Regions from separate parts of the Homo sapiens genome. Here all the other regions are linked to region 2. A link is a loop called in an ENCODE intact Hi-C map of the cell type or tissue named here. Cell type or tissue: heart left ventricle. All regions are shown on one strand. Each heading gives the region's core, and the rest is flanking DNA. Links, peaks and the distances in the headings are about the cores only. Region 1 overlaps MEIS1-AS3 (MEIS1 antisense RNA 3). Region 2 holds the start of LINC01798 (long intergenic non-protein coding RNA 1798). Region 3 has its middle 67 kb from the start of LINC02934. Region 4 overlaps MEIS1 (Meis homeobox 1). Region 5 has its middle 38 kb from the start of LINC03050. Region 6 overlaps LINC02934 (long intergenic non-protein coding RNA 2934). Region 7 holds the start of LOC105374786 (a long non-coding RNA gene).

The links. Hi-C counts contacts between places; a loop is a spot of excess contacts. Peaks named below come from ENCODE experiments on the same cell type or tissue, not always from the same donor. Only the 100,000 strongest peaks of a DNase experiment are listed, where the experiment ranks them.
Region 1: a loop joins it to region 2, with 10 times the contacts of the local background. A loop is called at or near these places in 94 of 110 quality-filtered maps.
Region 3: it touches region 2 in a loop (6-fold over the local background); 18 of 110 quality-filtered maps call a loop at or near these places.
Region 4: it touches region 2 in a loop (4-fold over the local background); 92 of 110 quality-filtered maps call a loop at or near these places.
Region 5: a loop joins it to region 2, with 2.3 times the contacts of the local background. A loop is called at or near these places in 17 of 110 quality-filtered maps.
Region 6: it touches region 2 in a loop (4-fold over the local background); 5 of 110 quality-filtered maps call a loop at or near these places.
Region 7: a loop joins it to region 2, with 10 times the contacts of the local background. A loop is called at or near these places in 35 of 110 quality-filtered maps.

Annotation. Positions count from the first base shown.
Region 1 is chr2:66,427,196-66,431,718 of GRCh38, reverse strand. All of the region lies in intron 3 of MEIS1-AS3 (MEIS1 antisense RNA 3), which reads left to right. Among named protein-coding and RNA genes, the nearest start is that of MEIS1-AS3, 4.0 kb to the left of the region's middle. In heart left ventricle, for the core only: CTCF peaks have their summits at 2,327 and 2,526 (motif pointing left); no DNase peak of the experiment used is centred there; H3K27me3 peaks cover 1,671 bases.
Region 2 is chr2:66,573,255-66,577,777 of GRCh38, reverse strand. It overlaps MEIS1 (Meis homeobox 1), which reads right to left. Exons shown (of 13, transcript NM_002398.3): 13 at 3,909-4,523. LINC01798 (long intergenic non-protein coding RNA 1798) reads right to left here and starts at 3,748. Exons shown (of 6, transcript NR_110156.1): 1 at 3,613-3,748. RefSeq lists an enhancer at 2,059-2,514. In heart left ventricle, for the core only: a CTCF peak has its summit at 2,263 (motif pointing right); DNase peaks (open chromatin) are centred at 1,737 and 2,257; H3K4me3 peaks cover 2,993 bases; H3K27me3 peaks cover 2,342 bases.
Region 3 is chr2:65,720,419-65,724,941 of GRCh38, reverse strand. No RefSeq gene overlaps it. Among named protein-coding and RNA genes, the nearest start is that of LINC02934, 67 kb to the left of the region's middle. In heart left ventricle, for the core only: a CTCF peak has its summit at 2,703; a DNase peak (open chromatin) is centred at 2,701; H3K27me3 peaks cover 94 bases.
Region 4 is chr2:66,444,208-66,448,730 of GRCh38, reverse strand. All of the region lies in intron 6 of MEIS1 (Meis homeobox 1), which reads right to left. Among named protein-coding and RNA genes, the nearest start is that of MEIS1-AS2, 6.1 kb to the right of the region's middle. RefSeq lists an enhancer at 2,677-3,013. In heart left ventricle, for the core only: CTCF peaks have their summits at 2,514, 2,714 (motif pointing right) and 3,398; DNase peaks (open chromatin) are centred at 1,980, 2,620 and 3,350; H3K4me3 peaks cover 2,337 bases; H3K27ac peaks cover 2,581 bases.
Region 5 is chr2:65,638,194-65,642,716 of GRCh38, reverse strand. No RefSeq gene overlaps it. Among named protein-coding and RNA genes, the nearest start is that of LINC03050, 38 kb to the right of the region's middle. In heart left ventricle, for the core only: a CTCF peak has its summit at 2,017 (motif pointing left); no DNase peak of the experiment used is centred there; H3K4me3 peaks cover 259 bases; H3K27me3 peaks cover 1,309 bases.
Region 6 is chr2:66,011,182-66,015,704 of GRCh38, reverse strand. All of the region lies in intron 2 of LINC02934 (long intergenic non-protein coding RNA 2934), which reads right to left. Among named protein-coding and RNA genes, the nearest start is that of LINC02934, 220 kb to the right of the region's middle. In heart left ventricle, for the core only: a CTCF peak has its summit at 2,011 (motif pointing left); no DNase peak of the experiment used is centred there.
Region 7 is chr2:67,648,519-67,653,041 of GRCh38, reverse strand. It overlaps LOC105374786 (a long non-coding RNA gene), which reads left to right and starts at 2,012. Exons shown (of 4, transcript XR_001739524.2): 1 at 2,012-2,076. In heart left ventricle, for the core only: a CTCF peak has its summit at 2,038; DNase peaks (open chromatin) are centred at 2,051 and 3,121; H3K27ac peaks cover 2,554 bases.

The DNA of each region.
Region 1 (4,523 bases), core at 295-4,294, 150 kb after region 2:
ACTTTAAATTACCTACACACAAATTTTCCTTAAAGAATGAGATAGTTTGAGTTTGCGGACTTAAAATCAACTCAGTAGTTTTGAAAAGTGCCCCTCCCCCCCCCCACAGTCTTTCCATTTTAAACTGTGAACCTAATATAACTTCTAGGCCTTTATACAATTAATTCTGAACAATCAAGGGACTAAACACTTTTACAATGTAATTACAGTAGTACAAATTGTTTGCCCAAACCTCATTCTGGATAAGGATTTTACAATTAGCAAACAGTTATTACAGTTGGGGCTTGCTGAGAGAAATTGCACAGAGGATGTCTAGAGTTGCAATATAGTAGCCATAAAAAAAAAAAAAACTCCTTTAGCAGGGCAGCAATTAATCATCTATTAAAAGGAAACAAATGAAGGGACAGGTCTAGGTATCTTAGTAAACTACTGTCAATATTTATGCCCATTTTTTGACAGCCCCTATTCCTAACTTATTTCAGATACTTGCTTTTTTAAGGCAATAGCACTTTTATTTTGCAAAAACTTGGCCTGGTGAAAACTTCTGGCACTTGGCCCTAGCTCTTGCGATTCAGGCCTTCCGTTCTCTTCTCATCCTTCTTATCTCAGAGCATCTTTCCAGAGATAGAGAACGGTGACAAAAGGAGGCAGACTGGGCCCTTGGTCTCTATTGTTTACACCCTCCTGTATGGAGGCATTTCAAGCCCTCAGTGCTCCTCTGAGCTGCTGGTAAAGTCGTCTCGGAGAACTCCCCTGACTTTATGTTCTATAAGGAATTGTGCTTCTGGAAAGATCTATATCCTAAATTAGGCTTTTGTCCCAAAAGGTCACACTGATGAGTCAGCTCCAAAACCCTTAGAAACTAAAGAGGCACCTCTTAAGGTAAAACGTGTGTGTATTTGCCAGCCCAGAATAAACAAAAGCCTGTTAATCAATCGAGTTTGGCAGCTGTGTTCACAAAATGATAAGGGTTTATCATTTGCCACCAAACTTTAAGATGTCCCTTAAAATGCTGTGATTGGTTTTTAGGTTGTCCTGTGGTGTGGAGGCTTGGCGTTTGTATTTCAAAAACATTCATCCTCTGCATCTCTCCCCCTCACTAGCATTGACATTTCAAAAAAACAGAAATAAGAGGAGGGAGGGAAAGATAGTTTAAAGAAAATAGATTCGAAATCTAGTACAGATAATAGAGGAATGCTGGAGATAAGAGCCTGGAGGTGATATGAGAAAGGCACCAAGAAGTCAAAGCTAATGAATGGCTGTGAGAAAAGTGAAATAAACTATTGAGAGATCTATTAAAGGGGGAAACCTGGTTAGGTGATATCAAAGGGGGTTAACTGAGAGGATTAGGGAGGATGTTAATCAAGTGCTCTAAAGCATTACAGGCTATAAGGACTGAAAGATTTGTTTACTGCATTTTGCTTCAGAAAACAAAGAATGTCTGGGTCCAGTTCAGAAGTCAATTAGAGGTCAGCTTAGGCTCTCCAAGGGTTGCAGGGAAAATACCTAAGTTACTATATTCTGACTGGATGATGCAAAAATTAGGGAAAAAAAATGGGGGGTGAGAGGGAGGTGCTTTCCTTACTATTCTATTTCAAATCATTAAAATGCTTTGGTCTCTAGGGGGGAAAAAACTACACTGGTTAACATAATTACTAGCTCTGACATTTTCAGAAGTTATAGAGGTCTTTTATTAATTAAATGGAGGGCTTAATAAAGTATTCCTAATAAAATTTATGGTTGTCTTAAAACTTTCTAAACAGTGCTATAAATTCTTAATAAAATTAACTGGGAAATGAGTTATTAGCCCACACTTTACCCTCCCCCCCAAACTGCTACATAAGGAGTGTCTGCAGAATGAAAAGGAAATAGAAGCCTTTTAGTAAAATATAAATATTAGCCAAAGTCATGCATTGCTCTGAAAGAGGCAAAGTCCCAACTGTTGTTTCTACTGGCCTCATTCTCCAATATCCCCCAAAAGCTATCCCACAAAACTTCATCAAGAGAATTTATTCCCCTTCCCAAGTACCTATTATATATGCATTTATGTGTAAGTGCATTTGAAATACAACCTTCAATTTTGTGGACTGAGTTGTATGTTAAATGTAGTAAAAAACATAGATGCATCATGCAAAGTTCCGCTATAGAATCTTCAAGTCTCACGGTGCAAATACTTTCTTTATTTTTAATTAAAAATAAAATGCCCTGTAATTTCTCTCACTTTAATTTCTATAAAGATAACTTTTAAATGATAAATTTCTAAATAACATTTTTCTCTGAAGTTATTTAAAAGTGTATTTTCTGAAGCAACATTTTGTTGACATATGCAAAACCTTTTTATATCATTACGTTTCAAAACTTTTAGTGAGTTATCTTAAGTTTTCAGGTACTTCACTGCTTCACAGATACAATGCTGGCTGGTTAGCTATTTTAAAGAAGATCACACACATACACTTCAAACCACAGCAGCCTTGGTGAATTGTTTAGCATTTGAAGGCTTGATCTTTTGTGCCGTCTACTGGACAATAGAAAAACTGCAGCCTTGATGACAAACTTTAATCTTGTTTTACGGGGGTGGGAGGTGGTGGTTGGGGGTATGATTTGGTGCTGGTAACTAACAAGAGAAAACCACAGTACCCAACTTAGACTCATAGGACAGGTCTTGGGGTCTAACCATGTTTTTCAAATCCAAAGATAGGATATGATATCAATCATAGGTGTATAGCTCAAACACTTGATTAAGGCACAAGGCTAAAACCTACATTGAATACAGCTGTGCATGTGTGTGTACCCATATGCCTAAACTTGGGAAGACAGCCTGGGAAAAGAAAGGAAGATAGGACAGATTCAACAACTCTGAAAACAAAAACAAAAACAAAAAACAAAAAACAGTAGTGGTTGCTTGACACTGAGGATGAATTTGCTTGACAGTCAAGTTAAATCTATCTACTGCCTCGATAATCTAGCATGTACAAATCAGTTCTTGGAATTTGGAAAGTGACATTGGTAATCAAGAAAAAAAACCCTTTAGGAGAGGGGAAATGACACTGGTAATTATAAAAGTTTTAGTGCAGTTCCCTTTTGGCAATTTGGGATGAAAATGTAAAACTTCAGTGTTTTCACTTGGAGAGCACAAGTGTTAGAAAGTGTGGGTGAAATTCACAGTCAGACAACTTCATATGGCAGAGACCATTTGATGTTCTCTTAAACATTAAGAAACATTGTGCACATTTTGGTTGTGATTTAAAAAAGAAAACATTTATAGATCTCTAGCATTGTGGAAGCTTTGTAAAAAAAAAAAAAAAAAAGCATGAAGCTAACTTTGACCTCTGTTCGACAGTGACAGTTTCTGAAGTAATCACTGTTACCATAGAGAAGTGATTTTGTGATTTAAGAAACAAATAAGCCCAATGCCCCCCAAATATATATCTGTATATGTATCTATGTGTGTATAGACACACACACACACACATACACATACATGGAGAAGTCAAGCTGATTTTGTCCAAGAGACATAGACTTTGGTGCAAGCACTTTTAAAATTGTTCATGTGCTTTTCTGAAGTTAAAACTCCTTATCGCATTTTAATAAAACTTGCCAGCACTTGACTAGGTATTAGGGCGTCTTTTAATAAAAACCTAATAGTGAAAAGGAGACAGCTTTAGGACATTTTATTGTGCATAAATATATTTCAATGATCTACTTCAATATACATTTCGATGTGGCACTATGTCAGAATGACTTTAAAATATTGGATTAAATATAGATACATCAAGAGAATCTGAACTGACATTGGCTACTTAAAGCAGCGAGATTGCTTGCACTGCTGTATTAGAGCCTCAGTTGTTCTATATAAATGGAGGTGTTGGTGGTGGGTGTCTTTTAAACTTTAGTATAAACCACTGAACTGTGAAAGGTTATTATTTTATGAGATGCTGTTTGGAGTCATTTTTTGAGATGCTGTTTGGTCTAGATCAGAAAACCAACCAAAAAGAAAAAAAAATCCTCATAACAATAGCTTGAAAATGTAGAAAATTCTTCCAGGAACTAATCACAAGTGCATACACGTTTGATATATTCTAAACTAATAGTTGAAGTACTGAGTGCTGGAAGAGGTCTGGCGAACGTGCTCTAGTCACTAATAGCAAACATTTACCTTTGAAGCAACAGGATGAGTCACACTGGCCATGCTTAGCATCCATGTTCGACTGGATAAAGGGGCATATTTTGTGAAAACCTTCAGGCAAAAATCTTACTGATTATTCAAAAATAAATATTTTAACATTTCATTGAGCTATCTAATGAATAAGGAAAACATCGAAGGCTTCCTGCGGCGCAGAAAGAATTCTAGCAGCGTCAAAAACATAAAGGAGCAAAGAACAAGAGGAAGCTGAAGGACGCCTGCTGAGTAGTTATTCACTTGTGAATATCTGAAAACGTGCTTTTCTGTGCCCTTATTTAAAAATGAAAAACAAATATCATCTTTCTTTGTCCTTTTAAAAAAATTAACGTCAGAATATGGC
Region 2 (4,523 bases), core at 260-4,259:
AAGCAAGCAAAAGCAATCCCACCCTTACAGGAGGTCGTCACCCCGCAGAAAACAGACACAGGGTTTCTGACCCCTGCCCGGTCCGCCTCGGCGTGGAGCTAGGGACCCCCGCTCGGCGCTCCCTGCCACACACGGCCCCCACCGGGAGGAGCGGGCCAAGCGGGTGCCTGAAGCAGGTGACTTTATTCACTGCTTCCCCAATCGGCGAGGTCCCGGGACTCGTTTTCCGCCTGGAAATTAAGATCATTGCTCGCGTAATGACCTTAATGCTTTAGGGTAGAGGTGAGTGTGTCTGCGAGTGGGCAGGGGTAGAAATTACCGACCCGATCGATGGGAGACTGGCTTAAAACTAAATCCCTTTTCTCCAGGGCTGCACCGCCCGGGTTTCCCCTCAGTGGGCTGAGAGCGCCGGGATGTCAGGAGGCAGCGCGCGGAGGGGTGACCCGTGGGGCGCGGCAAGCCAGAATCAAGGCCCTAAAAATGCTTCCCCCATCTCCCCACTGAGACCCCCAGGGTACTATTTTCAGAGCAAAGGCGCTTTAAAGCTCAAATGTTGGCGAACTGATTGCTCAATACGTTGTTTGTTTTTCCTTTCAGCTCCGCCTAGGGAGAGAATGTTTCAGACTCCTTGGCGGGTAGAGCGGGCCGAAAAGGGAGCCCTCCCTCTCCCAGCCATCAGCTGTCTTCCTCAGGTCCCCGACCCCACCTTTCTCGCTCACTACTTTTTCCCCAAACCCTGGGATTCCCAGGCTCCTGTAGTCTCCGCACCGTGGCCACCTTAAGTGAAACGCGCCGCTAGCAGCCAGTGGGTAAGGCATGGCATGGGAGACGAGAATGAGACAAGGAAAAGTGCCCAGCCAGGCAGGGCGCCCCACTACCCAGTTCCACGCCTCTCTCCATCGGCGTCCAAGCGCCTACCCGGGAGCTTTGCAGCATGAAGTTACGTTTTTACTGCCTTCCGGTGGGCCAAGGGCCTGAGGGTATCCGAAAGGCTGGGGAAAGTTTGCAGAGCTTTTAAAGTGATCCTGAGGAGCTTCTGCCTAAGGCGTCGGGGTGCTGTCTACGGCTTCCCGGCTGCGGCTCCAGACTCGGGCACTCTCCTCCCAACGCCCTCCTAGTGGGCCGTGCACGCGTTCCATGTGCCCTCCAGCCCCCAGGCTCTCTGGGTCGCGCTCCCAGGGCCACTATGGGACTCTGGAGTCTGGGGCCCCCGATGTGGCAAAGTCTATTAGGAAGTCTCCAGGCTACTACAAAGCACTCCGTGAGGTTCCGAGGAAAGAGCGCCCGGACCTGCACCCAGGAGGTGCCTCTCCACAACCTCCTTCGCAGACCCCTGGTCGCCCCATCTCCAGAGACAAAGTCAACAGTCCCTTAGACTAGACTCAGATGGGGGTGAGGGCAGGAGGGTAAGGCAGGCGCCCGTGCAGCCCCCCCACCCCCGCCACCCCCCGCGACCAGAGCTGTGGTCTCTGGGCAAAGACCTGCCCGCCCACGCACTGGGGCCTAGGCCGGGACCCAGCGCATCGAGGGACTCAGGGGTAGCACGTCCTGGCTGGAGCTCTGCGCAGTTGCCCGCTGGATTTCCTCTCGGGGCACGGAGCCGGGCCCAACCCCAGGACTGGAGCCTATACCCTTCCGCTCCTCCCGCAGACTTGGGGGACACTGCACACAGCAACTAACCCCGATCGCAAAGTCGAGCGCGAAGTCTGCACGCCGCGTGGGAGACGCGAGAGGGAGGGGGAGGGCAGGGCTTGCGTTTTTCCTTTTCAGAATCCTTCGACTTCACTACGAAGTTTGCTGGTAGGCGCCTCTGCTCCGGGGTCGGAGCCTCCCACCAAGGCTCCTTCCCCTCCCCTTCTCCCCGCCCCCGCGAGCCGAAGCAGCCGCAGCCTCCACCAGGACCCGGCCGCCCGCTCGATCCCCCTGACCCGGACCCTGCGCCCAGGTTGCAGCGCCGCCCTCCCGGCCTTGCCCCCGGGCTCGGCTGGGGGCTCTTTTCCCCGGGGCGAAACTCGCCCGCCTGGCTCACTTCAAGGAGACACCCGCTGCCTCCCGAGGAACTCCTAATACCATCCATACAGCTTTAATGCGTTTATAATTCGATAAGTGATTTCAATTTGAAATTGTTAGTAACTAATTTTATGGGTAATTTTTCCACATCAAATATTTAAGCATCAGATTAAGGGAGCCAGTTCCGACACTGGATAATAAGGGGGTTTCCCCCACTCCCGCGCCTCCGCCTCCCTCCGTTTCCTACCGAGTCGTTTTTCGAAATCCCCAAAAGATGGCAGTCGAAGCCGACTTTCCTCTTTTCCTGTGGCTCTGCGAAGGGAGGGGGAGAGAGGAGGATGGGGGAGTGCGAGAGTGGGGGGCGGAGAGAGAGAGAGAGACAGAGAGAGAGAAGGAGGAGGAGGAGAAGGAGAAGAAAAAAAGGGGGGAGAGAAAAGCTAGACGGTGCATGGACTTTTCAGACGAATTCTTTCACACGTTTCTAATACAAGCGAAAAGCAGTGGTGAATTTCCTGGAAAAGTCCTGGCAGAAATGAAAGCCAAAAAACGTGCCTTGTGGCCTCAGGGTACGGGATGTGAGAAACTCAGCACATTCAAGCTAAATCTTCATTTTAGAACAGGAGAGGGAGAGGGAGACCCAGAGAGGAACCGACTCGACTGACTTTAGGGTCTTTCTTTGTATTTTAACATTGTATATAAATACTACACAACTAGGCAACGTGTTTCCTCGAGGACTGGACTCTGCGAATTACATAATGAGGGGAAAGAGGTAGGGGTGGGGAAGGGGAAGGGGTGGGGGCAGACTGCAGCGGGCGGAGGGGAGACTGGGGCGAGCAGCGGATGAATTGCAGACCAGTTGCCAAAACTTTTTTTTTTTCCCTGCTGCTGCTGCTGCGGCTGCCTTTGCTGCTGCCTTTGCTTTGAATGTGGGTAACTAGGAAACAGCAAGCCGTCTGAGAAGACGGAATTTCCAACGTGTAAAATGTTCTTAACGGAACCATTGAGCGAGTGCAATAAGGCGTGAGGGGGAACTAATCTTCCCATTTAAATGTTTGTGGCAATTTTATCTAAATGAATTTTAATGCTAAACGAGGGTAATTCCCCATTTGTAGCGCGTTTACTTCTCTTTCCTGTGCTTCTAAAGCAGTCGAACATCATGCAATGAACAATAACAATAAAAATACTGTCAAGGCATATTATTCATTTTGAATGTGTTATAATTACAGCTGATTAAATATGATAGGGTAAAATATTTTTAATTTTTTGAAAAAAAAATTTAAATCATATTAAAAAGTAGTCTCATTCAGCCAGAGCCAGCCCCCTTTCCACCCCCCCCCCACCCCCCCACCCCCCCACCACCAAATAAAAATAAAAACCAGGTACAATTTTGTGCCCTTGTTTAGAGGAGGGCGTTTTGTTTTTGCCTTTTAGGAAACATCAAAAACACTCTCAGCACCTCTATTATTTGCCTCTTTCGGATAAGTGTCCTCAATAACCTTCGAGCTGGCTCTGAAATTTACAAGAGGAAAAGCTAAAATAGCATTAAGAGGGGAGGGCATCGAGGCAGGGGAAGAAAGGAACTGCGAAGAGCGAGGCTCTCACCTAAATGGCTCACAGAGGGGGAACTCACGGAAATAGCAGTTTATTTTTTCTAATTCCTGGACACTGCTGATCTCGATTCTTCAGAGTCACCATATTCCCTAACTACTCTTCACTTGTAAACCTCCCTCCCCTAGCGCCTCTCTCTTTCTCTCTGTCTCTCCCTCTCGCCTCTCTCCCTCTCCCCACCACACCTCCTCCCCTTTCTTTCCCTCCCCCACCCATCCTGAGCCTCCTCAGGAATAAAGGCTGAAAATAACCAACTCACCCGGGCATGTACTGGAGAGGAGGAGCAAATAGACAGTTTATAAAGTTTATTATTAATTGTTAAAGTAAATAAATGGTTGTTAACTGCTAGCAACCACCTATCAAAAGAGAATGATTTCACTCACATCGACTATTTAGGTAGAGGAAGAATTGCCACTAGGTCAACAAGGGAGATTTAAACAATCCCATCTATGGGCTGGGGAGGGGTAGAAGCGCTGCCAGAGATGGCTGCAGTAGGCTGAGCCTTGCTCTCTGCGCATCCACGTGTTTAGAAACAAGGCCCCATCAGCAAAAGGTGAGAATGCATTGCTACTCCAGCAGGTGAGTCAGTCAATCACACATCACCTAGTAAAGCCAACCCACAGCTGGTTTCTCTTTTCGAATAGAAAATAGAATTGCTAAGGGCCGGTTTATAGGGTGACTTGGGCCTGAATGTCAGACTTGAGTTTAAGGCTCTCTCTCCTCCGACCCATCCTTTGTTTACAAAGCAATCACTACTGAAAGGCTTATTTTTTAAAACGAATTTGCCTTAATTAAAATATTTGTATATTTTCCTTAGCTTTGGGAAGCACTTTTTATAGCAGCAATTTTATTTAAATAAAATTATAAGCTATTCCAGCTTAAACATATTATTTTCTACCATTTAG
Region 3 (4,523 bases), core at 373-4,372, 850 kb after region 2:
TTCTTCCCATCCCAAGCCAGTGAAGCAAGCTGAGGGAAGGTGATGGGGGCTAGTTCAAGTCATGGGATGGATTGGTGTCACAGCCAGAGCCAGATTTTCCACGCTACTGTGCTGTTTCCTGCATCACCTTTCAAACTGCCCTGCCATCAAGTCTGGTCATTCAGCGATGGTGCCGCTGAGGACCTTGTTGCCCAAATCCCAGGTGAACATGCCCATAATTTTCAAGGTAAGTAGAGAAACAGTCCTTAAAATATTCCCCTACAAAATGAGAAAACCCTACTGCAGTTTTGTTGGTTTTGTAAATGATTGTTTGTTTGTCAGAGTACAGGGGATATTTAGTTTGTTCATCTATCTAGGAATTGTAGATTTCTCAACTTACTTTCAAGAGGAAGTTGGTCCAAAGCCATGACTCAAAGTCCCACGTGAAGATTCAACATTGCTATTTAAAGCAACTACAGTGAAGTCAAGAAGGAGTTGTTCATTTCACCTAGCACATTTTAAGAGTTGGAGTCTCTCAGCCTCGTGGTCTCCCAATTAATTTGTTGGCACAGTTAATCTAAATGAAAGGGAGGATTTTATTCTCACATCCATTAACCTGTAGTAGGAAAATCCATGAGGCTCAACACCTTGGAACATCCCCTCCACCCCCACAGTAGTAGCAAAGAACCTCTAAAGGGGAGAACAGTAAGAATATGAGCTCTGGAGGCTCCTCCACCTTCCATCCAGCCAAGCCTGCACACATGACTTAACCTCTCTGAGCAAAGTGTTTTCTGCATAATAGAGTTGTAATAGTACCTACTTCATAAGGTTGTTACGAGGATTAAATGGGAAAATATACCTAAGGCACTTAGCACTGTGCCTTGCATATTTATCATGGGCTCCATTATCACTCCATGCTCAAGGATGGAATCGCTATAAATCCTGCCATACCAAGCGATGGACAAAGACACTGTGCCAACCGTACTGGCTTCCGTCTGTTTACCTGAAGAACTTTCTGTTTCATAATATATAATGGGTTATTTATGTATAACCTGTGTTCCCAGGACAAGCTCTTGTTTCATGGTTTTTGTAGAGCCCCTAACAGTTTGTCATGGAAGTCCTGAATCTCACCCCTATGATGAAGCACTTTCTTGTAAGTCTGGTTTCAGTTGACTTTTGACCTTTATTAGTCAAAGTTATGGAGCCCAAATTTGTTTGCTTCCATGTCTCCCTAGGGATTCATTGAAGAAACAGCTGGGGTGGTGGCTTACTGACTTTTAGGTTAAATTCAGATAGCACATGATTAGAAATCTCCATTTTGCCCCAGAGAGGTCAGGACCCCTCAGAATCCCAAAAGCAAGAGAGATACCAGATCACCCCTAGGACCAAAGGGGCACCCTCTAGCCTGGGGTGTAAGAAGCTCCCAAGAGCACCAAGAAAGGACACATCTTGGTTGGCACACCTGGCACTGGCTGGTTCTAATCTTCAGAGGAAGGGACAGCAGAGGAGATAGGCAAGCTTGTGTGCTGGGTCCAATCTGGCCATGAGCCTCGAATTGTCAGGATCTGGATGCATCTCAGAAACTCTGGAAATCCACCTCAGATGCAGGACAGTAAAAATGGCAGTGAGGGGTCCTTATCTACTCCTGCTTTTAGGGAGAAGCTGAAGCTTCCAGTGGGATCTGTTTGTTCTCCCATCTGACAACTCCTCCTACTCTCCTTCCAAAGTTGGGTTTATTCTCAGCAAAGGATTGATGACTGCAATGAAATTGAGCAAATGTTGGCATTAGATAATACCTGGAAAAGGGTGTTACCTGAGAGGTAGTTCACAGCTAGCCAAAAAATCAAGTTACAAGGCTTACACTTCAACTCCTGCTTCCCTATGACCTTGGCAAATTGGAGGAGAATCCTCTAGTCATCTCATTCTTCTCCCTTTCCTGTGTCTCTTCCCAACTGCTCCCTTGACTTTTACCCCCAGCTCCCTGTATATCCTTTCTTCTCTCCCTTTCTAAGTAAATCTTAAAAGCCTGAAAAAGTAAAGAGGGCCAAAAATGTGGATACAATGCTAATCACACAGTCACAGACATGTCATAATAATACTGCAAAATACTACTTTATATATGGTCTTCTTTGATGTGAGAAGTGTGCATGGTAAAGGGTCTAATTCAAAGACCTAGAACAAGCATAACATTGCAAAGTTCATACAGTTGCTTACAAGAACTAGACTGAAAAGGCCTTAGTCATTTGTTCTTCTGTTTGACTTTTGTCAGAAGAGCTTACAACCTGGAAACAGTCACAGGGTGAAATATCATCACATCAGGCTGATGGGAGCCTCTCTCTCTCTCTCTCTCTTTCTCTGTCCTTCCCCCTCTCCCCGCACCTCTTTCTATTGTCAGTGAGATAAAGGGAGATACCATTGTCTCCCATTCAGGAGCCTGTTATGATCAATGGACCCATCATAAGCAGGAAATCTTCTTTTCCACAAACTTCATACTATCATATCACAGAACAAAGATGGGAGGCTCTATCCTTTCATTTTATTTGCTGGGACAAGGATTCTGCCCAATTCTTACCTGCTGTCTGATTTCTCACCAAAGGAGCATTTGCAAGAGGAAAGATTTATATTCTGTGAAATATTTCACTTGTCATCAGGCAGGGGCTCCAGGCTCCCTGGCTGTGCCGGTCAGTTCCAGGAAGGTTCCCTGAGCCTCCCTCATAGGCAAGGCCACACTGCTCCCAAGTGGCTTCTGTGGAGAAGTAGGAAGCCAGACTTGGCTGGAGCTGGAAAGCTCTCCAGACCCAGGGTCCTGTCTCGCTGCAGCCTCACTGCTAAAGAGCCCACCTGCAGACCTCGCCCCAGAGGCCCTTCCTAGCACCCACCACACTGGGGGAGCTCAACCGCTCACACCTCCAAGAAGACTTTTTGTTGTAACAAAGAAGGCAGCCCTTTTAAATAATTCTAAAAAGCTACAGGGCTAGTCTAACCAAAGAAAATTCAGAATTCAACTTGGACATCATCATAGTGACAGTCTGTTAAGACAGAAGTATAGGGAGCCCTCTTCACTCCCACCCTCTTTTTAAAAAGGCAAAAAGAAAAGACAAAAATAACTGGAGGCTAAAAACAACTATTAGTACCTATTGCATAGGCTTGTTTGTAGCTCAAGGCAGCTCCCAATTCTTGATGAATCTACTTACAGTCATTTATAAAGGTAAAGCAGTCTTAATAAGCAAAATCTCCTTCAAGCTCATCATTTTCTCAACAATTAAAAACACAACCTATCTTCATAATTGGTGTCCCTGTAACATTGTTATTTCACCCTGAGGAGGAGGGACTATTGTTTCTAGCATTATGATCAGTTGTGCTCAAGGTTTAGAGCAATCCCACCTTATTAACTCTCATTTAACAGAAAGCAGGGGCAGGTTGGTACACCTCCTTAGTAAGACAGCAACATTAAGAACTCCCCCAAAAAACTCTTCAGAGATACTACCCAGCCCTTCCATTTCAGAATCACCTGGGGAAATCTTAACACACCCAAAACCCAGTCAGCACCCCCAGACCAATTAAATCAGAACCTCTATGGTGGTCCCAGGCACAGGTGTTCTGAAGTTCTTCGGGACATTGCAATATGCAGACAAGTTTGAGAACTGCTCTCTGAGACAGGAGTTTTTAATTCTAGCCACACATAAGAATCAGCTGGGAAGTCACTAAACGCTACCCATCCCCACGCCCCCACCCCACCCCCAAGCCAACTCAATCAGAGTCTCTGGAGATGGTACCCAAGCGATTTGTTAAGCTCCCAAGAGATTATGGTGCACGGAATGTTGAGAATAAAATTATATTATTTGATTAAATGGCTTCATTTTATTAAAAAAAATGTGTGCACAGGAAAAAAAAACAGAGAGAAGAAGTTAAAAAAAATACATTTTAGCCATGCATGATCCCAAATCCTACCTTCCAGAAATAACCAGTTAATTACTTTCCTGGGGTTAAGATGAGAGGTATTCAGGGAACATATAAATGAAGAAAGGTGGACTCACAGGTCTTTAATTCAAAATCTCCATCACCTTCCTAAACTCTGTCCAAGCAGCTGGGGGCTTGGACACACAGACACACAGACACACACACACACACACACACACACACACACACTGCACTAGAGAAGGCCTGGGGAGACGTTCTTTTCATCGCCAAGAAGCCCCTTTATAATTTCATTTTGTGGGTCCTTAAATTAGAAACATTTTGCTCGCCAAACTAGATTTATGAAGTAACACTTACCTCATTTGCCCATTTTTTAAATTAACCAAAGATTTATATAACTTCCAATCAGAGGTGCTGATCAGCACAAAACAAACCAGGCCTAGCAACAAGTTGCAACAATGCCATCCTAGAGCAAAGAAAAGTGATGCTTATTAGGCTATGCAATTTAGCTTAAGTAGACTTGGCTTCTGTTTTTTAGTCAAGAAATTTGAAATACTAAAATACAGAAAACAAATAACTACTGTTGAGAGCCTAGGGATATTTGAGGAGGGAAAGGAAACAAGAAG
Region 4 (4,523 bases), core at 334-4,333, 130 kb after region 2:
TTTGTATACATACTTGGGTTTTGTTTGATGATTAAATGATCATTTATTAAAACTTTAGCATTTCACATTTGTTTGACATATTTATGTTTCATAAGAAAATATTGTTGTTGCAATGGAAAGCATAACATTACCAATATGAGAATACTTCATTTAAATTCATGTTGACAGTATTTTCATTTATGGCAAGTGTCTTAATATAATTTGTTATGCATTATTCACAGTTTCTCCAACTCCACCTGTGAGGTACGCTAGGGAAGGTAAGCTAGTTTTAGGACAGTAGGCCTCATGGTAATACTTTAGTCTATCTACTTGGCCTTAATAAACATAAGTTTCTACTATGGGAGCACAAATAGTCTTTGTTTTTTAAGAGTATAGAATTTTACTGGATATTTTCTTTTCTTGTCACCCAGCCACAGCTGTGTTTTAAATCTTTTGGGACTATGACAAACATTTAAAAACTTAAACATATGAGTGTTTGAAAACATAATGATTTAAAATTTATATATTTTCAAAGTTGGACAATTCTAGCATGATATTTCAGTTACTTTTTTGAAAGCCCGGCCCACATTTTAATACATTTTTCTCCCTTCTCTTCTCTTCTTCCTCTATTATTTAAGATTCTCCATGTTTTCTAATACAAGTCTCTAAGTTAGGACCAATAGCTATATAAAACAACTACTCTATATATTTCAGAATGGTGAGCAATGGAGTCATTCTGGTGGGGGAAGAATTGCTATTTGAATGACCTACTGCCATGGAGCTAGTTAAATCACTGAACAATAGTTACTGTTATGAGGCTTTACTTTGTACAAAGTAGCATTAGTATCATTGCTTTCCATTATTCATGCAACTTGCACTGGGGACTTCCACTGAGAGAGAGATTGAAAGAGAAAGAGGGAGACAGAGAGAGAGGGAAGCTACGCAAAGGATTTTTTGTAGTATTAGCGTTTAGACTTAGAGACATTTACCAATGTAAGTGATCTCAACCTATCTGCATCTATGGTGTACTTTTTTCCCCTTGTTTTTTCTAGAATGTTTTAAAAGTGTCCCTATTAAGAATCAATACATCCCTACTCTGAAACTCACACATAAATACACACTAAAAGCCAATCAGAAAGTAACAATAAAAATATACCCAGTAAACAACTAACTTTTAATTCAAAGGGTGCTATGTAATAAAGGGCCTAGAATGAACATCCCAATTAGCCAGTGTAGTGACAAGCAGTCAACACCTTATTATTTAATCATTAAAGAGAATCTTGCCATAATTTCCATTTGACATATATTTTAAAAGGAATTAAGACTATATCACATGACCCACAACACAATCAAATGTAAAGTTAGGTGATGCTAAGACTTTATCACTTGCAAGTCCTGTGGACTGAGAGGTTTCAGGATTAAGGCATTAAGTGGGAACCTACGAAGCATTTATAATTTAAATAAGATGTATACAAATGGAAGCATTTAAAAACAAACTACCTGACAAAGGGACCATTTTTCTGCCTCCCGCTGTTTGTGTCCACTTTTCTTATTGGATGACAAGGAATTGCGGACATTTCTAGTATTCGTAAATATTCGCTGGCCCTATCTATTTGCTTCTAAAGCAGCAGATCCCATCCATGCAGGACATTAGGTTGTTTCTTGCCCTCCCTGCCTCATCCCTGACTGTGACACCTCCCTTAAAGAGAAAGCTTAAATCTCCCTTGCAAGAATTTCCCCCGCTTCTTCGGAGGAGGGCGTTTTCTGTCAAAGTTCTACCTCAGTTTAAAGGATTTTAAGCCAAACTCTGCTTCAGAAACAACATTGTGAACTTTTGAAATAAAACAATCGCCATCAGAGTTCCCAGGACCACTTGGGAACCAAAGCGCACCGGGCCCGGCCTGCCCCAGATCCCAGAGGCCTGGCGGCCCTGCGCTCTCCAGTCTGGGCTGCACAGCCCCGGCGGCCGTCCCCCGGGAGCTCGGCAGCACTTGGCATTTAACCTGCCTGGCGAGCGTGGCTCTCTGGTTCCATAACTGCAAGCCATATTACTTCTCCCCAGACGTCAGAGACAAATCTGGATTAACATGCAACAGGGCGTCCTGTGCAGCCCGACAGCCTTCGCCCAGGAGCTGCTAAATGCAGATTCAGACGAGGACCCCCCGGAGAGCTGCTGTTGAATAAAAACTGTAATCCAAAGGGACCATTTCTCTGCCTCCCGCTGCTTATGGGAAGAGCCAGGGCCACCGCTGAGGCCCGAGCACAGACCTAGCTAATCTCGGCTCGCTACCGGCAGGCGTGGCCACCCCGGGAGGCGGCCCTGGGGGCCTAGAGACTCTGCTCCGCTCTCCCCTCTCTCCCAACGCGTTCTTGGAGTGGAAAATGCTTAGATTCAAGGAGTGGCGCGCAATAGAAGCGGCCTAGGAAGGAAGCCGACTGCTCCTTCCTGGAGTGCGGCCTAAAGTCTAGCAACTGGGTGGCCAGGCCTCTCCTCGCCTAACCCCTCTTGGCGCCCCCTAATCCACCCAAGGGCCCCTAGAACACGCGCCCCGCTTCCGGTCGAACCCGCATCGTTCTCTGAAGCCAAACAGGCTCAACCCTCGCCTCGACGCCTAGCATCATGGCCCCCCTCTCCCTCTGCTCCGGGGTCGCAGCCGGGACCTCGCCCCACGCTGAGGCCGGGAAGCCCCTGGCGCCCCTCGCTTCCCCTAGCCTCTGGGAGCCCGGAACAGCCAAGCCGAGCCGAGAGCGCGGCGGTCAGGAGAGGGCGCCCAGGAGGCTTGCGCCCGCCAAAGTGGCTCTCTCCGGCAGGGACCTCCAGGCGGCCCGGAAGACTGGGAGTGGGGGAAGGAACGGGATTACAGCTTCTACTGGTGTCTTAATCCTATTTTTAAAATAAATAAATAAATAGGAAAGAGAGAAGAAAGAAAAAGGAAAGGAAAGGAAAAGAAAGGACTAACGCTACAAGGTCAAGTGGATTTCCGCCGACTTAGCCCTCCGGGATACCGCCTAGTATCAAAGTCGTCGATCCCAGGTCCCCGCGCGGGTGGCAGTCTTCGCGCCCTCCGAGGAAAACAGGTAAAATAAAATAAACCGTGCCGCCAACGGGCCCTAGAGACAGAGGGGTTAATGAGCTAACAAGGCCCAGCGTTCTCACAGCACGAGAAGCGCCCAGTCCCGGAGCGCACCCTCTGCGGAGGCTCAAACTGGCTGGGCTGCATTCGCAGACAGGTGGAGAGGCCATCCTTCCTGCCCGGCCCCCAGGACGCCGCACTAGGGGTTCAGCGCCCCGGAGGGACAGGCCAGCAGGCTCCAGACCGGAGAACTGGCGCCCACCAGGCGCCCTGGTGCTTCATTCGTCGCGCCTCAGCTCCCCAGGGCAGTGGAGCCCACCGGCGGCCGTGGCACTGTACCGCATGCGTCCAGCGCTTTGCGCTCCCCTCTCCAAACCGGACCTTGGGTTTGCTGTCCTCCGACCAGCTGAAACTTGGGTGAGCCCCAGGGGGTCACACAAGCGAGCCCAGGCGCATAGGCCAACAGCGCCACGAGCTCAGCCAAAGCTTCGAAGCCCACTCTTAACCAGCGGGGACCAGAAGTCAGATTCTCATTTTAGAGGTAGAAGACAATAAAATGAGAAGTTTTATCCGATACAATTGCATACCAATATTTGCATATCTGAAGGGAATTGGGTAACAAAAGTTTAGGGAAGGAGAAGGGGGGAGCTCCATGATATTATATTAATTTTTGTATTCTCTCTCCCCCCTCCAAAAAATTCCCATAACTTTGGTCTTTTATCTTTGACTTTAATAAAATAATGATTCCTTGAGAAAATGGGGTATAAATCTTCATTTTGGAGGCAATTAAAGTGTTGATTTCATTCATGCCCCTAAGCGATTCTTGTAATTTGCTCAAATAGCTTTATGTACCCAGCACTCCGGAGCTTTTAGAATCCCATTTTCCAGTTAGGCTTGTTGGATTGCAATTTTTATTCCACAGCAGCTACTCGAGGGTTCCTCAGCAGAATCGGCACTCAACAGCTCCCGGGCCAGGGCTGGCGGGCTGAACCAGACGTGAGGCCCGGGCCGCCCGCGGGGGCCAAGGCTGGGAGCCGCCTGCAGTTTTCCCACTTCTGTGGGGCCGCACTGGGATTGCGCACGCTGCGTGTTCTGTGCAATGGACTACACTGCCGAAAGTTTCCAACTCTCCAGATCACAGTGCGGACCCGGCGCATTGGCACTTTTAAATCTCTGCTCTGCCTGTTTCTCGCTCCCCATGGGCAAAAGAGGAATTCAGCCCATGTCGCGGGGATTGCCCAGAGAAAATCAAGCTGAGAATGTATTTTAAGAGGATGATGTTGAGAGAAGAAAACCATAAGATGACACTAAGAACCAGGCGTCAGGCGCTCGACAAGGACTGTACAAGACAGCCACTGGCCAACAGAGATCATGGCAGAGCTTGCAGAGTAGCTGGCCTTTGGCTTAACAAAGGCAGGCTGATCTCTTCCCCCAAATCTGGACTCACGTGCCGAGTCAGAAAGAGAAACA
Region 5 (4,523 bases), core at 246-4,245, 940 kb after region 2:
CACTTTTTTTTTTTTTTCCTGAGACGGAGTCTCGCCCTGTGGCCCAGGCTTGAGTGCAGTGGCGCGAACTCAGCTCACTGCAAGCTCCACCTCCCGGGTTCACACCATTCTCCTGTCTCAGCCTCCCAAGCAGCTGGGACTACAGGTGACCGCCACCAAGCCCGGCTAATTTTTTTTTTTTTAATAGAGACGGGGTTTCACCATGTTAGCCAGGATGGTCTCGATCTCCTGACCTCGTGATCCACCTGCCTCGGCCTCCCAAAGTGCTGGGATTACAAGCATGAGCCACCACACCCAGCCAGCCACTTTTTTTTTATTTTTTTTTATCTATTTTTTTTTTTTTTTTTGAGATGGAGTCTCACTCTGTTGCCCAGGCTGGAGTGCAGCGGTGCAATCACAGCGTACCACAGCATCAACCTCTGGGCTCAAGCAATCCTCCCCGTCAGCCTCCCAAATAGCTGGGACTTCAGGCATACCACCACACTGAGCTAATTTTTTTTAGAGAGATGGGGTCTTGCTATGTTACCCAGGCTGGTCTCAAACTCCAGGGCTCAAGCAATCCTCCCGCCTTGGCCTCCCAAAGTGCTGGGATGGCAGGGATAAGCCACTAATTTTTACCTCTTTAAAGAGGCTCTAATCCCAGCCTCACTTTTGCCCCTTTAAAGACCCTATATCCAATTACAGTCATATTCTGAGATACTGAGGGTTACGGCCTCAACCTATGAATCTTGGGGAGGCTTACAATTCAATCCATAACTATATGTGTATATAAAGGTAGGCCTGCATATAGTATACTGTGCACAGATAACTGAGCATCTTTGCCCTAATTGCCTCAAGGTTTTTTTTTTTATAAAACCTTGGTGTGATACATGTGGCTGTGCTTCTAATCGAATTTTTACATATTCTTAATAGAAATGATGAGTGTGTGTAAATTATAATCTAGAATTCGTATAAAGAATAACACACACATACACACACGGCATTAGAATAACTTCCCTCAAAGGAACAGCTCCTCCTTAATTCCGAACATTTTAAGACATCCAGAATCACTTTCCCTAAGCAATTATGATTTTACAAAATGCTGTCAAGACCATCACAAAGTTTTACTGCCCAGACGGAGCTAAATGCCTGAAGCTTTCAGCAGTGATTTATTATTTACTCTGGAGGTAAGTTGCTAAGCAAGATTTATTCAGTAAGAACAGAGCTACCCGTAACAGTACAATACGAATTTTACTGTCGGGGGGGCGGATTTTTTTTTAACCATTCCTCAAGAGAATTTGTTCTTTATAATCAGAAAAAAATACATCTACATGTAAGTTTTCATCCCTTTGTGAAATCAAGGGCGCTGTTATGCATTTGACAAACCAGTTTGGTTTCAAACATTCTTTTTTTTTTTTTTTTTTTAGATGGAGTCTCGCTCTGTCGCCCAGGCTGGAGTGCAGTGGCGCGATCTCAGCTCACTGCAAGCTCCGCCTCCCAGGTTCACGCCATTCTCCTGCCTCAGCCTCCCGAGTAGCTGGGACTACAGGCGCCCGCCACCACGCCCGGCTAATTTTTTGTATTTTTAGTAGAGACGGGGTTTCACCGTGTTAGCCAGGATGGTCTCGATCTCCTGACCTCGTGATCCACCCGCCTCCTGACCTCATGATCCACCCGCCTCGGCCTCCCAAAGTGCTGTGATTACAGGCGTGAGCCACCGAACCCGGCTGGTTTCAAACATTCTTATTTGAATTTTAGATCTGAGAAATTTTCAGTAAATTATCATAATAAAAACAGTAGAACAATTTCAAAGTCCATTGATAGAATCTGTCGGGTATCTGCTTTACCTACACAGGGCTTTTATTTTCTTGGGATTGGCTTCTTTACACTACAGTAGCCTAACTCTCACACTCATACCATCTCAGAGAGACTTGGGATTCTTAAGAAAAATAAAACACTAATAATGCAGATTTGCCAACTTTAGTTTTCAGACCAAACAAGTACTAGAGACCGATTGCTGGCCTACTTCCGCCCCCTAGTGACGATAACGTATTTTTGCTTTTTGCAAAAGGGAGGCTGGGGAGCTCGGACCAGCGATTAAAGTGACTGCCCCGTCCTGTACCCACTTCAACGACCTGTTCCCCAAGATACCTCAGGCCCTCTAGCTACCCGTTCACCAGATACAAACAAGGGATATGATAAATTCATTCACATTTCGGTGGTTTCAATTTCAAGAAATTTGCTTCTCCCCAGACGGCGTGCATTTGCACAAAAACATTGAAGCAAGAAAGTAATGTTGTGTAACTCAAAAAAGTAAGTCACAGGCTGGGCGCGGTGGCTCACGCCTGTAATCCCAGCACTTTGGGAGGCCGAGGCGGGTGGATCACGAGGTCAAGAGATCGAGACCATCCTGGCCAACATGGTGAAACCCCGTCTCTACTAAAAATACAAAAAGTAGCTGGGCGTGGTGCCGCGTGCCTGTAGTCCCAGCTACTCAGGAGGCTGAGGCAGGATAATCGCTTGAATCCGGGAGGTGGAGGTTGCAGTGAGCCGAGATCGCGCCACTGCACTCCAGCCTGGCGACAGAGCAAGACTGCGTCTCAAAAAAAAAAAAAAAAAAAAGGTAAGTCACAAATGGTGGAAATTTAGGCTTAAAGAGAAGGTCTTTTCCCTGGATGTTTGAGTTTTTTGGCTTTTAGGTTTTTTTGGGGGGGGGCGGTTGGTTTTGCTTGGGGGAGAATTTTTGCTTGTTTTTTTGGAAAGATGTCCTTAAAAAGTCATACAATGCCTCCTTTTGGTAAATCACTGCCCCTGCTATATAATTAGTCAGAGGGGTGGAAATCAGCAGAAGACCTAAGAAAATGGTTCATTTCCCAGACTTCTCACCTTCAATCCCAACCACTCCTATCCCTGTATCCAGCTAGAAGGTGCAGCTCTGGGGTGGCCACCGCATCCAATGGGGCATTTCACCCTGCAGACACGGAGTGGGTGGAAACATGAGCGAGGAATGTTCTGGTCAGACTCCAACCCTCCCACAGCTGCTAACAGGACTCCCTGCTGCAGTTCCTCAGCAGGTCAGGGAGTTTTTCAGGCAGGTAGCCAATCTCTAAGATGGCTTTAGATCAGGGGAGGCAGGGTTGAGTAAAGGGAGGTAGACAAGGAGGCAGGATCTGGGGAGTTTTACAGAGGCTCCAGGCAATGTTTCTGAACTCTGGTTTGGGCTGGTCATTAATCAAGCCCCTCCCAATGTTTGAAATTAGCCACACAACCCCATCAGGAGTCATGCCAGAAGGACACCCCTCCTGCCAGTGCCGAAATCCAATCTAGACAGAACCATGAAGAAAATGGAAAGAATGCACAGAGAGTGAGGGCTCCTTCATATTGCCAGTTAAACTTGCTGAGAAACCACAGGAGCTCTTCAGCTTCCAATCCACCATCACCAACTCCCACGGACACGGCATCTCTGGGGCAGCTGGTGGAGCAGGGCTAGGGGCTGGGAGTCAAAGGTCTCCCTGTCAGGGCATAGTTTCAACTGTCTGTAGTAGTGCAATACAGAGAGAGTCTGGTGTCAGGCAGACCTGAGTTTGAATCCCAGCTCTGCTGTGGGCTCGCCGTGCAAGCTTTGACAGCTTCTATTCCATTCTTCAATCACCAGTGCAGAGGCTTATGCCCTCAGGGACGCCATCTCTGACTCCACAACTGGATCAGATCCCCTGTTTACAAATTTTGTGATCCCTTAAAATTTTCATTCATTACATATATCACTGTTTGTAATTTTATATTTTATATATTTGATGATTTGTCTACTTTATTTTTTTTCCTTCCTGCATCCTAAGCTCAGAGAAAGCCGGGACCCATCTCTTTCATTCACTGTTTTATCCCAGGGACTAGCACACAGAATACACTTGATAGAGATTTGAGAAATGAATGAATTACACTGAGTTTTTACTGTCTGTAAAATAGAATGGAGGTTTGTTGTGAAATTAATGAAAGACTACAAATGTTAAAAAAAAATCCTCCCTGTGTCTGACACAGAGTAGTTGCTCAAAAGGGGGTGGTTCCTTTGCCACTGTCTCTCTGGGGACACTCCATAGGAGAATAGCTGTCCCTGACCTCTGGAGGTGCCACTGAGCAGTGAAATTAGCCAAAACAGAAAACCAGGGACCTGAATAATCCACAAATTCCATCACAAGTCCCTGAATAATCAAAACTAGTTGGCACATTACAATTAATTGCCTCTCCTCTATAGATGTCCCTTGATGGCAGGAAAAGTTATCTCCAGCTTCACTTTCTTTTCCATCCCAGATAGAGAGTAGCCAGAGGGACTGTAAATCCATTCCTAACATTTTCAGTTGTTTGAGTTATGTTCTACCAGAATTAAGAAGGTGACTTTAAAAACATGAAGGAGAAATAAAGGTTGCACTTCCCAGAGCAGAGTACAGGTGGAAAATGGAACTGAACTTTTAATATGAGGCTGCAGTGGAGGAGAGAGTACTAAGAATATTTTTATAGAATACTTGCATTATGGGTAATTTTTTTAAATC
Region 6 (4,523 bases), core at 289-4,288, 560 kb after region 2:
CATACTGGTGGAAATTTTCTGTCCATATCTATCCATCCATCTACACGCACACAAACACACACACACACACACACACACACACACACACAGAGAGAGAAACCTGAAGCTTAGGGCTTCTATTTCCTGTCTCCCCACTCCCACCCCCAAGATTGGATTGCACATTCCCTGGGGTTTATATGGGCACTGCTGGCCTGAGGGCCTTCTCCTGTGAGCTGATCACCCTCACTATCACACCAGCCCTGAGTCTATGGCTGAACCCTTCTCTACCCTTTGCATCGACCCTGGTAGGGAATTCAGCACTGTTCTTGATTTCCGCAAAGCTTAAACAAAAAAACAAAACCAAAAAGCATGCACACAGAGAATTTGTATCTATTGCAGAATTTACTGAAGATCTGTAGCGATAATGGATGTTTACAGCTCAGAGTTGCAAATTACACAGCTGAACGTGAGATCCCCATTGCTTGAAGGTTTTTTGGCCACCCTGTCATGATGCTTTACTCTCCTCTCTCCTTCCAGTCTCCCCCCATCTCTAGTGACCCCCAGAATCCTTTCATTTTGTTTTGCAGAATAACTCCACTGTCTGTAGCCCCTGCCCCATGCCAGACCCTGTCAGACCCCAAATCTCTGCACATACTGTAAAATCTGCTCCAGGCCTCTCTCTTCCTGCCTCCCCATCAGGCTCAGCTAGGGGAATTAAGCCACCCCCCCCACACACAAAAGACAGAAGAAGCCAAAGCCAGCATTGGCTTTAAATAATCATTTTTCCCTGCTATTTTAGAGGGCATTTGTCACTAAGGCACCATGTCTTGATCTCAGAAGATGAGAGAGTTTTCAGGTTTTTACTCTATTGTGAGATACTTACGTGGTATGGTAGGTTCTCAAGACATAACAAATCATCATCCAACTACTTGCTCTAGATAATAATTCCACGCTTGATTTGTGAACAGAATTTGTCAACCCGACCCTGTTGCCCCAGGAAGGAGGTGGCTGTCTGTGAGCCAGGCACTGATACTCTGCACCTCAGGCTCACCTTCATTAAAGGGTGAGGAGGAACTAAATGAGCCCGGTAAACTTGGAGATGCATCACGTGGTACAGTGGACAAAAAGGCTGAGAGGCACTAAGTACATTCTGATAAATACCAGCAAAACTAAAATCATGTTTTTCAGGACATAGTAAATTAAAGGTGTTTTTATGGCTCTATATTTATATTTTCAACATTCATGTTATTTCGTAAAATGGACTTAAGTCTACCAAACTAACAATACAAGCTAGGATAAAATACAGCAAACACAAATATTAACATTTTCAGTAAAGTCACCAACTGAAATATTTTTTCACCAAATTTAGGCCCAGTGCCATAAATTGATTCAGTCAGTATTAACCTTATATATTTTTCTCATATTATTGAACCAGAAATGTATGAAACAACAAAATATGCTTTGAGCTAAGCCTAAAACAAGCTAATAGTTTATTTAGTTCAACTCATGGATTTCCACGTTAAGAACAAACAAAAACAAGCAACATTGAAATATTTTTCTTCTCTAGAGGAAAGTAAAGTAAATATTCATGTTTTTTCTTCACTTAAATTCTGCTATTCAGTGATTAAAGTGCCAAAAGAGAGAATAATTTCCCCTGGTCCACAAAAGGTTGATTAATCATAACTCAAGTTTTATTTTCTCCCTACCCTTCTAAAAAAGGAAGAAAAGTGACAACTTTTTAAGTAACTCAAATGTAAGACCTATAGATATGCAAAATTAAAAATTTGAGGCAAAACCCCAAAGTAAACAGACACAATTTAAAGATCTACACAGAATATAGCAAGAAATCTCTTCCAGCCTTGTGTTCCTTCTTAGTAGTACAAGAGATACTTTATATTTTCTTGGCTGTGTTTAAGCCATCCAAGCACTACTGCTACAATGTTTTTGTCACTTCATAACCTTTATTTCACAGTTTCAACTTTTAAAAGAACTTTATTCATCACCCCCCTCAAAAATTTGTAGGCACATTTTAAGCATGCTGCCACCAAGTGGCAGTCCTGCTACAGTCACCTGATCTAAATAATAAACACTTTGGCTTTGCCTGTCATTCAAAAGTAGATCTCTACTAACACCTTTCTCTTTAGAGACTTATTAGGCCTCTTTACTAACTCATTTTCTCTACCATGGACACATCAAAAATAGCTACACTTGCAGTTACCTAATAATACATTTCCTTGTCCTCTAAGATAAATTCCTTCAGAATGAAAATTCTAAGTAGAAAGAAAATTGTCTTCCATATGTGAGACACGAATAGCCATGTTTAAATGAATCATCACAAAGATTATATTTTATATCAACTTTTAAAGAAATGAACATCTAAAGTACAACTAAGTACCTTCTCCACAAATTCTTAGCTTTTTTTAAATTGCCTTGTCTGAATTGCTAAGCTTGGCACCAAAATCCCTTCTCAGCAATTTGTTGAAAACTTCTGAGTTTCTTTGAATTGAAATAGCCCTGTGGGTCTTGCTAACACCCATATATTCTCTTTCTGTACCACTAACAGATATTCTATGCACCTCATCCAGGCTAATGGAATGAATTCAGTGCTCAAAGCCTCTTCTTTTTTTTTTCATGTGGCAATAGAGAGTATGCAAGCTTGCTTTTTTTGTTTCTCTACAACTACAAGTAGCTAAGTTTTCACTTTATTCATTTTTGTCCTAACTTTCCTAATCCCCATTCAGCCATATCCAATAAGGGCATCTGGCAGAACTTGCTAAAACTAATTTCTATAGAGGACTTAATTAGTTACATAAAGCTCTCATCTACCTTAGCAAAATACGGTTAGATCTCTCAGCCTTGTGAACTGTCTTAGTGATATTTTTTTAAAACAAAAACCTCAAAAACTGTTTTCTGGAGGCATTTATATCCCTTAACCATAGCAGATATCTTCTACAAAAAAAAAATTATATCATTTTTTTGAGCAGAGACTTAAATTGTGTCATGATAGAGGAGTTTTCCATATTGCTTTGGGATATATTTTACAATCCATTCAAACTCAAAACAACTATATGCTCAGCCGCTAGAAGAAAATGAAAATGGGATGACTTAAATATTAATAAATTACAGAGGTAATCCTCATCTAATATAAAATGTCTAAACCTTTTTATTCCTCTTCTACATTCTCTTTCTCCACCACCTCGCCCTTCCTCCTCTACCTCCCTTTCCCCAGTCTCTCATCAACTTCTTCTTTCTGTTTAATCTTTTCTCAAAGCCCAGTCTTGCCTGCAATTCTTTGAACTGGGCTCAATATCCAGCCACATTTAAGTCATACTCCCAGTTGACAGCAGCTCACATATTCAGCACCTCTAAAACCCCTGCCTCTTTCCCACAATTCCAGCCAGTCCCATTGACAGTCCTGCCCCCATAAGAGAAAAACCCAACTGAGACACAAATTTGTCTTTTTATTGCAGAGAAATAAAGGTTTGATTCACCCACCAATAAAATCCTTACATTTTGTTCCCTCTCCTTCATTGCCATTTCCACAGATCTAGAAGCCAAGAAGGCTGTTTCTGATACAAACTCAACCTCTCTGGAGTATTTTTGCCTGTGAAGTTAGACAATTAGACTAATTGAACTGGAAGAAACCTTCCAGCTTAAAATTAATAGACACATCCTTAACAAAATGAATTCCAACAATGTCTGATTAAGAATAATAATATATAACAGAATATCATTTTTGGACTGCCTCTATGTACCAGGCACTACATAGTCTATATAATCTCAAAAGCCATTAGCTTCTATTGTGTGATCACTACATCAAAGCACTTTTTATTCATTATCTCACTTGGCCCTTCAACAGCATTGTGAGGCATGTACTATCATTATCCCCTTTTTTGCAAATGAGGGAACCAAGGCACAGAGAGATTTTAAAACTTGCTGAAGGTCACACAGCTAGTAAGTAATAGAGACAGAATATGAGCCCAGTCGGTCTGACTCCAGTATGCAAAGTCTTAATCACCGCACTCTACTCAGAACAAAACTGTGAAGATGGTATTACTACCACCATCTTGTAAGTGAATAAACATTCACACCCTGAATTACCTCCCAGGAACTATCATCAAGTCATTAACTGAGACCATGCATAAGTTCTCACCATGGTTGGAGAGTGTCGTGTTCTTGTATGAATTTATAGCTAAATGGAAATGTTAGCTAAAAAAATGGAGTTGCCTTAACCAAATATTGTATCAACAGAATGTTTCACACAAATTAAGACCTTATAATGGAAATGGTATAAAAAATGTGTCGGTGATGACATTCAGTGTAAAATGGTCATTAGAATATTACTATATTTCTTACTTCTAGAAATTCTTTTTACCAATCTGCTTACTCTTTAGTAATATTTTATTTCATCTTATAAAAGATATTATTCTGTATTCTGTGGTGGATCTTTCCAAAATCTGAAGGTTTTTTAAAGGTCTTGTTGTGCTATCTGTTGTTTCTGCTGGCTCTTGCTAATGTCTTCTTTGTAAACTTTACTTAATGAT
Region 7 (4,523 bases), core at 271-4,270, 1.1 Mb before region 2:
AGAAAAGCAGTGCATGCAGAGTGAAGAGCAAGTGGCAAGTACCTAGGTCAAAATGAGCCTGATGTATTAGATGAGAAAACTATCAGGGTGGCTGGAGGGCAGTTAGCAAGAGGAAGTGGAACACAGGTGATGAGTAAAAAGTTTGCCAAGGTAGATAGGGCCCAGGATATGCAGGCCAAGTGAAAGGTTTGCAGACCATTCTCAGAGGAAGGGGAAGTCCTGGAGGGTTTCATGTAGGGAAGTGACATTGTATGTTACAAATTTGAAGCAGAGGACTCTAGTTTGTAGCAGGAGATTCCTTTTCTTCTGCCTTTGCTTTTACGGTTTTGTTTTGTTTTGTTTTTTTTTTTAATAAAATTGGGGTATACTATACATAAATGGGATACATCTTAACTATCCAGTTGCATACATTTTTACTTATGTATGTACCCGTGTGGCTGCCACCCAAATTAAGATACATAACAATTCCGGTACACCCCAGAAGGCTCTCATGCCCTGCCCAGTCATTCCTCCACTACTTTCATGATGCCTTCTATCACCACTGATTAGTTTTGCCTATTTCTTAACAAAATGTAAGTGAAAGCTTGTTGTATGTACTCTTCTGTGTTTGGGCAGTATTGTTATGTACTATTCCATCATATGAATATGTCACAATTTATTCATCCTACTAGTGATGGACTTTTGGGTTGTTTTCAATTTCAGGCTATTATGAATAAAGCTGCTATGAACGTCCTTGTACATGCTTTTTGATGGATGTGTGCACTCATTTAGGTTGGCCAGGAGTGGAATTGCTAGGTCTTAGGATTTAGCTATTTAGTAGATACCATGAAGCAGTTTTCCAAAGTGTTGTACCAATTTATACTCTCACTAAAAATGTATGATACTTCTAATTTCTTCTTATCCTTACAAATACTTGGTATTATCAGTCCTTTTAATTTTAGCTATTTTGGTAAGATTGTAGTGGGTGGGAGTCTCATTGTGGATTTTTTTCCCAGGGGAAAGAGGGTTTTTTAAAAAATATATACTATTTGTTTACTATTCCAACCTCCCCAGTATCGATATTGTGGTGTTGATTATGTGGTTTGATTTTAAAAGTTTGGATTTCAGGCTGCCTGGCTTGCATTCCCCATTTCCAACACCACATTATTTTTTTCCTTGCACTACCCCCAAGAGCAGTATAAAACCCAAACATGCCAATATGACATCATCAGTTCATTGTCTTCTAAGAATGTAATATTTCATCTTTTGTAGGGTGACCCTATTCCAGGATAGAAACGAAAATAGAAAACAGGACTTAGAACTTGAAAGGGAAAATTTGGGTCAGCCTCCAGCTTAATGCAGTTGCCATTCTTGAAGCCAAAAGGCCGTCTAGTCAATGCACAAAGAGAGTTGCTGAAGAAGTGGGGACTGTTGGTTTCATTACATGCTCATTATACTACTGTATCAGAGTGGTTAGGATTTTGCCCTAACGATGAAATAAGAGTGTTATGCTTCATTTCCTGTTTTGGAAAACAGAGTCTTTGACTTAAAAAAGGCTAATTGCATATTGTTTTTAAAAATTGGGTTGATTCATCGTATCATAATTAAACTAATTAGAGTACTATTATTTTCCAACAGCTTTAATGAGTTCTTCTGTTTGGCAGGAAAGCTGAGACCAAATAATATTGCCATTTGTGAAAAGATGGAGGAACTCTATTCATTTGCATTTTGGTTAATAAGATTTGTGCATTAATCCAGTTATACTTTGTTCTCTTGAGTTTGGCAAACTTCTAAAATTTTCCAATTTTCTACCATGTCTCTCCTTCCCCACCTCCCATCTCTTCCTTAGAGAATTCCTGGCGTCTGATTTAAAATAGGTGGAAACATTCTGTTTCCAGCCGAGGCTCCCCAGCTTGGTTGGAATGCTGGTCTGGTTGTAATAGAGCCTGCTTTTGGCCAGCAGCTCTTAAAATAGCTCCTCAGCTTATAAAGCAGAAAATAGAAGTTTGGGCAGCCCAGTGTTTGCTTGCAGGGTGCTTCTGGCCGCTTGCTTTGGGGGGCACTGTTGCTCCAGCATGAGAATTCCAGCGGGCTGTGGTGAGTGATGGCTCTCTGTTGCGCAATTTTGTATCTGCACTCCTTGTCAAGTAATCATTACAAATGTTTCGTGGAGGAATGAGCTGGCTCCCAGCAAAGGTCTGCTTCTCTTAGAAGCGAGGGCCTGAGGGGTGGGGATTGGTCTGTCCGTGGTAAAATTTCCCCCTTTGACAGTGTAATTAAGTGCTAATTAACTAAATGAGTGTAAATGTTGAAGGCTGAGATAAATATCTACATTTCCTTAATCTTATTTTCCCCTCTAAAATTTGATAAAGAAAATTTGGATTTAATGGAGGATATATGTCAAAATTGTTTTTAAAGATTGCAAATCTGTTTAGAAGGAACTTGGTTCGGATTTCTACAGGAAAAGTTAACAGCATATAAATATAGAAGAGGTACAATAAAATGTGGATGTGATATTGCAATAATTATGTTAAGGAGGCTTAGTGGAGCTACCTTTTTGAAACATCTGGTTTGTTTCTGTTCTTTCCATATCCTGCAGATGTTGCTGAATCCATAAAATATACTGACAGGAGAATACATTAGCCTGCGAAGTCATTCCAATGAATAAAGCCAAGGGTAGCCTCTTCACTTTCTAAAAAATCTAGTTAGAAAAGAATTCTGCTTTCAGAATTCAGCAGGCAGAGATTAGGCCAATAATTGAGAGGGGCCCAGGGCCTTCTAAAAGTGTCAATAGTGATCTGTTCTTGCCAAAGGGGAAAAGAGGGGCTTTGTGGAGGGGCAGTCAGAGTAATAAATGGGAATCTTTGTAATTCAAGCACTTTCTCATTACCTTCTGTGGTTAGTGATTAAAAGTGGGACTGAAGAAAAGGCAAGGGAAGCCCACTCCTTCCCAGCTTGGTAGCAGAGCGAAAGGATCTTGAGCCCATCTTGAGCCCCGTTACCCTTCCTCTCCTGCTGGCCTCTGGGGCTGGAAAGAAGACCCAGAGCCAGGTAGAGGGCTCACAGACTCACGGGCAAGTGCCTTGGGAAGGGGATGCATAATCGAGATGCCATCTGTGGCATTGAGCTGATGACAGCTGCATGATGCCCTGGCTCTCCTGTGTCAACACCCTCCCCAGGCAGGAAACGACAGCGGTAGGCGCATGTGTGCTGAGCCTTCGGGAGAGCACACACAGGCATCCTAAAGGAGTGGGCATGGAGAGCTGGAGTTTATTAAGTAGGGGTTGGTTGCCTGTGAGATTAACACCCTGAAATAAATGCAAAGTTGAGAAATATTTTGGCTTCCAGCCAACTTGGCAGGAAGATTTAGGAACCTGGAATGGTCAGAAGGACAAAGCCTTAAAGGACCCATGTTAAGTTTAGTTTCTGGCCAGCTGTGATCTCTAAATTTCCCCACCATTTACATCACTCCTTTGTGTTACAGCATCATGTGTTCAGAAGGCCCCTATTAAAATGTGTAACAGATGTTTTTTTCTGGCCACCAGCCTGTCAGACAAGTAGGACATACTCATATAAACCCATTGGTGAAAAACTAGTATTTCTCTGGCTCTGCTCTAAGTTGTTGACCTCCAGTTGCTGACATCCAGTCCTATCTGCGATCTTCCTTCTGGGCCAAAGGGACAGATCTCTGCTGTGTCTCACAAAAGACTGTTTCTTGCTTGTTCTCTTAGGGCTCCTGGCTTCATGTCACTAGGGAGGGGTCTCTGCTGCTTGCTGTCCAAGCCTTCCATTTCATTAACAGTTTTGTGTATGGCTCCACCAGGCACTTAACTCCTGACTGCACCATTTACCCCTGTCCCTGGGTCATAGGAGATCACTTATTGAAGTTCCACAAGAGCTCTCCCTCCTCAAAGATTGAGTTTAGATTCCTCTCAGCTACCTGCCCCCACTCCCCAACACCCCAGGGTTATACCTCCCTTCTCCTTTTCTTTTGCAATGTACTCATTTCTGTTTTGATTCTTCAGCTGTAATTCTCAATGCTCAATTGACAGATTAAACCCAATATGAGCAGTTTTTATTCCCTTTGGGAATGTTTGACACTAATGTAAATGTGTTGCTTAAGAAAGGAGGTTTAGCCTCATTGCCATTGCCATTAATAATGATAGAATAATAATTTTTAACATTTATAACATCTTTTAGAATGAACGATATCCTTTCTCATCTACTAGTTCAGCTGATTCTCACAGCAATAATGATATCGGAAGGGCAGAAATTAGGATGTTGAGGTTATGGGTGAAGAAATTGATGCTTACAGAAAGTAAAGCTATTTCTTCAAGGTCGTGTAGCCGGAGAAACTGGGATTCAACTCATGTTAGAATACACATTCAGTGTTTTTCCTAGACATAGCAAGCCCTTACTAATACTTTACCATGATAGGAACTTAAACAGGTAGTCACAGGATGGAAATGTTTTTGTAGGGCAGTGTAGATATGCTAAGGATGGGAGAGTTACACAGAAATGAAGAAAAAGAATTTGGAGCTGCT